Regions from separate parts of the Homo sapiens genome. Here region 1 is linked to region 2. The links are chromatin contacts, found by Hi-C or POLR2A ChIA-PET in ENCODE. All regions are on one chromosome and are shown on one strand. Each heading gives the region's core, a stretch centred on a gene start or an enhancer-like site at or near the end of the contact. The rest is flanking DNA. Distances are from core to core; before and after follow the strand shown.

Region 1 (3,119 bases), core at 69-2,568, 94 kb after region 2:
GCTGGGCAGGCGACCTGGAGGATGTGGGTTTCGTGGGAGGGCTGGGCAGGCGACCTGGAGGACGTGGGGTGGTTTTTTTGTGTTTTTTTTTTTGAGACAGAGTTTCACTCTTGTTACCCAGGCTGGAGTGCAATGGCACGATTTCAGCAACCTCTACCTCCTGGGTTCAAGTGATTCTCCTGCCTTAGCCTCCTAAGTATCTGGGATTGCAGGCGCCCGCCACCACGCCCAGCTAATTTTGTATTTTTAGTAGAGACAGGGTTTGGCCATGTTGGTCAGGCTGGTCTCGAACTCCTGACCTCAGGTGATCCGCCCGCCTCGGCCTCCCAAAGTGCTGGGATTAGAGGCATGAGCCACCGTGCCCAGCCAAGGAAGTGGGTTTTGAAGGTTGAATAGGAGTTCTCCAGGTGCTTTTCCCTGAAGGTTGTTTGAGCATGGACTAGTGCTGTCATGGGAGACTCAGCAATACACATGCACGGCCCCTGCCTTCCTGACGGGCACACCCAGTGACGTGATGAGGGAAGAGTGCACTGAGGGAGCATCAGACACCACAGCCCTGAGACAGGAGTGTGTCCCAGAAACAGCAAGAAGACCAGGGATGCCAGGGCACAGTTCAGGGAGAGGGGCCTGTGTGCAGGGTCTGACCATGCAGGGCAGAACGGGTTCAGACAGGCGACACTAGACCCTGAGCCTCGCACAGTGGCTCCCAGGAGGCCAAGGGAGGAGGATCGCTTGAGAGCAGGAGTGGACGAGACTGGAGGGGGCACGGAGGAGCCGGCTGGATTCAGGGTGGCCTGCGGGAGCCGCTGATGCGGGGGTATGTGGGGAGGGAGGGAAGAAATGAGATGGAGCGGACGTGGTGGCTCAGCCTGTAATCCCGGCACTTTGGGAGGCCGAGGTGGGTGGATCACCTGAGGTCAGGGGATCGAAACCAGCCTGGCCAACATGGAGAAACCCCGTCTCTACTAAAAATACAAAATTAGCCAGGTGCGATGACGCAGGCCTGTAACCCCAGCTACTGGGGAGGCTGAGGCACGAGAATCGCTTGAACCCAGGAGGCGGAAGTTGCAGTGAGCCAAGATTGCCCCATTGCACTCCGGCCTGGGCGACAAGAGCGAAACTCCATCTCAATAAAAAGAAAAAAGAAAGATGACCTCTGTGTTTCTGGCCAGAGTCCCAAGAGGATAGGATGAGAAGCGGGTGCGTATGACGTCACCCACTGTGCCATGCCCTCCCCAGGCTCCTGACCCCATGGCTCCCCTTCCTCTTCCCGGGGATGCTGACGCCCCTGACCCTTCTCTCTTCTTTCTTGCAGACGCCGGTGGGCACGCCCAAAGGTAGGACCTCTGGAAGGAACTCGTGGGGCCTCGGCGCACTCTGGTGGCCAGAGAGGGGATGGCAGGGCGGGGAGTGAAGCTACAAAGTTGCTCGGTGCCTCACGCCTGTGATCCCAGCACTTTGGGAGGCCGAGGCGGGTAGATCTCCTGAGGTCAGGAGTTCGAGACCAGCCTGACCAACATGGCGAAACTCAGTGTCTACTGAAAAAATGCAAAGACAATTAGCCGGGTGTGGTGGCTCATGCCTGTAATCCCAGCACTTTGGGAGGCTGAGGCAGGAGGATCGATCGCTTGAGCCCAGGAGTTCAAGAGCATGCTGGGCAACACAGGGAGACCCTGTCTCTGCCAAACATAAAAAAATTAGCCGCCGGCCAGGCCCAGTGGCTCAGACCTGTAACCCCAGCGCTCTGGGAGGCTGAGACAGGTGGATCCCTTGAGGTCAGGAGTTCAAGACCAGCCTGGCCAACATAGTGAAACCCCGTCTCTACTAAAAATACAAAAATTAGCCGTGTGTGCTGCACGCCTGTAGTCCCAGCTGCTCGGGAGGCTGAGGTGGGAGGATCACTTGAGCCCAGGAGGTTGAGCTGTGATCGCACCACTGCACCCCAGCCTGGGCGACAGAGCGAGACCCTGTCTGTAAACTGCATTTCACGGAACGTGTCCGCTTCTGTATCGATAGCGGGACAGCCACCAGCCGGGATTGACGCTGGCGTCTGAAGTGCTTCTGGCCTGGTTTGTTGTGTGTTAATTATTCATAAGGAGAGTGTCTTCTTGTCTTACTGTAGAATTAAAAATTAATCATTAAAAAAATCCAGACAGGCCTCTCAGGGATTTTGTGAAAATCACTGGGCTGAGGATGAGGAATGAACTGTGAGGCTGCCTGTGGGATTTTCTAGGGGTTGCGGTGGGGGTCCAGGTGCCTGTGTCTGTGCGGGGCCTGTGTCTGGGGGCCCAGGTGCCTGTGTCCTGGTGTCTGGGTGGGGTCTGTGTGTCTGGGGGCCCAGGTGCCTGTGTCCTGGTGTCTGGGTGGGGTCTGTGTGTCTGGGGGCCCAGGTGCCTGTGTTTGGGTGTCTCGGTGGGGTCTGTGTGTCTGGGGGCCCAGGTGCTTGTCTGGATGTCTGGGGGCCCACAGGTGCCTGTGTCCGGGTGTCTGGGTGGGATCTGTGTGTCTGAGGGCCCAGGTGCCTGTCTGGATGTCTGGGGGCCCAGGTTCCTGTGTCCGGGTGTCTGGATGGGATCCGTGTGTCTGAGGGCCCAGGTGCCTGTCTGGATGTCTGGGGGCCCAGGTGCCTGTGTCCGGGTGTCTGGGTGGGATCTGTGTGTCTGAGGGCCCAGGTGCCTGTCTGGGTGTCTGGGGGCCCAGGTTCCTGTGTCTGGGTGTCTGGGTGGGATCCGTGTGTCTGAGGGCCCAGGTGCCTGTCTGGGTGTCTGGGGGCCCAGGTGCCTGTGTCCGGGTGTCTGGGTGGGATCCGTGTGTCTGAGGGCCCAGGTGCCTGTCTGGGTGTCTGGGGGCCCAGGTTCCTGTGTCTGGGTGTCTGGGTGGGATCCGTGTGTCTGAGGGCCCAGGTGCCTGTCTGGGTGTCTGGGGGCCCAGGTGCCTGTGTCCGGGTGTCTGGGTGGGATCTGTGTGTCTGAGGGCCCAGGTGCCTGTCTGGGTGTCTGGGGGCCCAGGTTCCTGTGTCTGGGTGGGGTCTGGGTGTCAAAGGCCCAGGTGCATGTGGGAGTCCGGATGCACTTCTGTGAAGGGGCGTTGGGCTGTCTGGGGGGTCCATGTGACCTCTC
Region 2 (2,857 bases), core at 245-2,744:
GGGCCAGTCTCACCGCTGTGGGTCCCATCCCCATCATTTCTCACAAGGCCCTCAGATCACCCTTCCGCGGTGGGGGGCGGACACTCTAAGAAGGGAAGACCTGGGCTCCTGCTGGCGAGAAGGCGGTGGACATTTCTTCAGTGTCTGGTGCCGCGCCCTCTGCCCAGCGTGCTCCGTGGAGGGTCTCATTGTCTTCCTCCAGACGTCTCTTTACTGGCCCATTTTACAGAGGCGGAACCGAAGCTTGGGGTGTTGGCCACAGGGCTCTAGTGTGGGAAGCCAGGCCAGGCTGGACCTCAGCCATGGGGACCCCTGTCCCTGAGACTGTGGCACCTGCCACACCCTCTGTGTGACCCGCCTAAGCCAGGAAGAGAGGGTCAGGAGATGCCTGAGCCACCAAGAAGGCATCCCAGCGTCCAGCCAGACCGGTTATCCCTCCAGAGGGCTCCCCGGCAGGACAGGCTGGTCGCCATGTCTTCAGCCTGGTGCTATTTAAAGGTGGGTGCCACCTGGGGCTGTGGCCGCAGGGCCAGGACTGGGCTGCTGGGAGCTGTGTCCCCACAGCGGAGGTCGCCGCCCCTCTCAGGCCTCGGTTTCCCCAGTTGTCAATGCCTCCACTTGGCTGTGAGTCTGTGAGGGTCACTGTGCTCACCTTTTGGGGCCCAGCGCATGGGGCAGGCAGAGGAAGGGTGGGGGCCAGCCGCCTTGCTGGGTGGTTCCCCGTGGGGCCTGGGGTATGGCTCTAAGGGAGGAGCAAGTGTGGGTGCGAATGGGGCCGCCCCATTCCTGCCGCCTCCGACGTGCCCCGCCAGCCGGCCACCGACAGGTCTACGTGGCTATCCTCCCTCCTGCCCACCTACCTGCCCAAACACACGTCCCCAGTCGTCACCTGCCCACCCACCCGCGCATTCCCACACCCTTGTGGGCCTGGCTTTCGGGAAACTACAATTTGCGGGGAGAGAAGTCCCACGAGGGCATGCCCCGGAGCCTGGCTGGTCCCACGGCTGACGCACGCGGCAGGACCTCCCGTGTCCATCTCTGTCCCCAAGCATCTCCGCCTCTGCCCCTCTCTGTCTCTGTGTCTCTCTCGTCTCTCCCGGTCATCTTCCTTGTGTCTCTTGACTGCCGCCGTCTTTCTGTCTCTGTCTCCCTCCGGGTCTCTGTCTCCCTCCAGGTCTCTGCGGCCCGCGTCTCACACTCCCGCCCCCGCAACCCGAGGTCCTAGCCCGCCCGGGGACTCGGCTGACTCACGGACACGCCCCGCGAGACAAACAACAAACGCGCGGAGGCCGAGCGCGGAGTCCCGCACGGCCGCGCCCCTGTGCACCTGGCCCCCGCCCCCGAGACGTCCCATTGGCCGGCGCCCTAGCCTGGTCCCGCCCAAGTGGACCCCGCCCCCGCCCCGAGGCACCCCATTGGCCGGCGTCCCCGCCCCAGCGAACCCGGCCCCGCCCCCGAGGCGCCCCATTGGCCCCGCCGCGCGAAGGCAGAGCCGCGGACGCCCGGGAGCGACGAGCGCGCAGCGAACCGGGTGCCGGGTCATGCGCCGCCGCCTGTGGCTGGGCCTGGCCTGGCTGCTGCTGGCGCGGGCGCCGGACGCCGCGGGAACCCCGAGCGCGTCGCGGGGACCGCGCAGCTACCCGCACCTGGAGGGCGACGTGCGCTGGCGGCGCCTCTTCTCCTCCACTCACTTCTTCCTGCGCGTGGATCCCGGCGGCCGCGTGCAGGGCACCCGCTGGCGCCACGGCCAGGACAGTGAGTGCGGGGCGGCGGGGGCCTGGGGTGGGGAGGCGGCGGGTGACGGCAACGCGGCCGCCGTCTTCACGGTGACCTGCGCCCGCGGGGGAGTCCCGGAGGCTCCTCTGTGCAGCCTCGGCCTCAGTTTCCGTGGTCTGTGAGATGGGTGCAGCCTGCCTGGTGGGAGGGTTGCACTGTTAAAGCGAAGGCTGCAGCGGCGGACCCGGCTCAGGGGCAGAGAAGCGTCCGTGTGGTACAACCCTGTGGGTGGGGCCACCCATCTGCAGGTGGGAAACTGAGGCTCCAGAGGGGCTGGGGCAGGCCCAGCTGCATGGCGGAAGCGGCGGGGGGCTGACCTCCGGACTCCTGACATCACAGAATCCAGTCAGGGCTGCCTGAGTCGGGGCCCCCTCTGCTTCTTCCCAGACACCCCATCTGGCAGGTGAGGACAAGGAGGCACACAGAAGGGATGGGACCTGCCCAGGGTCACACTGACAGGGGTGGCGGAGCTGGGTCCCCACAGGGCCCAGGACGTCACGGAGCGGGCGTCTCTGTCCCCAGGGTCTGCCGAGCACACTGAGGTAGGCCCTCAGTGTTTGTGGAATGTCAGGAGCAAGAGGAGAGGCTGGGCACAGCAGGGGATGTGGGTACCTGGAGGCCAGGGGAGTCGGTGTCCCCGCCGGGCGGGGGGCACTGGGAAGGGGGCCCGGGCCCGCTGGCTGCCGCCTGAATCACCACCATCAGGGCAGGTAATCACCCCCTGTCCTTCCCACCGCTTTCATCTGGGCGCCAAGGCCCTCATTAGGCCGCACGTGACGAGGGCGGACAGGGGACTGGCTGGGCCGGTCCATCCATGGCGGGCATGGCCAGGCGGGGTGGCCTCGGGCCGGGGCAGAGGCCTGGCTCCGCTGCCTGACCTGGAACAGTCTCTGCCTCTCTCCAAGCCTCGGTTTCCCCAGCTGGACGGTGATGGGGGTGAGGGCTAGCTGAGGGCTCTCCTGCCCTTCGTGCATTCGCTGGTCACTAATCGGGCACCTTGTGGGTGCTGTGCTCCGCATGGGGGACCCAGTGGTGACAGAGACGCCCACCCTCCTGGGGCTCCCAGAGCAGAGGCGCGCAG

The links. Hi-C counts contacts between places; a loop is a spot of excess contacts on that map. ChIA-PET counts read pairs that join two places held with the same protein, here RNA polymerase II (POLR2A). Pooled maps may share reads with other maps.
Region 1: a loop to region 2 is called in a pooled map, with 4 times the contacts of the local background. The contact joins the enhancer-like site here to the promoter of FGF22 in region 2. A Hi-C loop is called at or near these places in 9 of 50 pooled maps. POLR2A ChIA-PET finds 5 or more read pairs at or near these places in 4 of 52 experiments (H1, HEK293, common myeloid progenitor, CD34-positive and 1 more).

What each region holds. Positions count from the first base shown.
Region 1 is chr19:732,858-735,976 of GRCh38, forward strand. It overlaps PALM (paralemmin), which reads left to right. Exons shown (of 9, transcript NM_002579.3): 6 at 1,316-1,337. Among named protein-coding and RNA genes, the nearest start is that of MISP, 17 kb to the right of the region's middle. RefSeq lists an enhancer at 1,448-1,497. Within about 2 kb of position 1,319, at least 7 of the 41 ENCODE cell types and tissues checked have a DNase peak (open chromatin) inside an H3K27ac peak, as active enhancers do.
Region 2 is chr19:638,385-641,241 of GRCh38, forward strand. It overlaps FGF22 (fibroblast growth factor 22), which reads left to right and starts at 1,495. Exons shown (of 3, transcript NM_020637.2): 1 at 1,495-1,755. The coding sequence starts at 1,542. RefSeq lists an enhancer at 111-836 and a silencer at 1,178-1,667.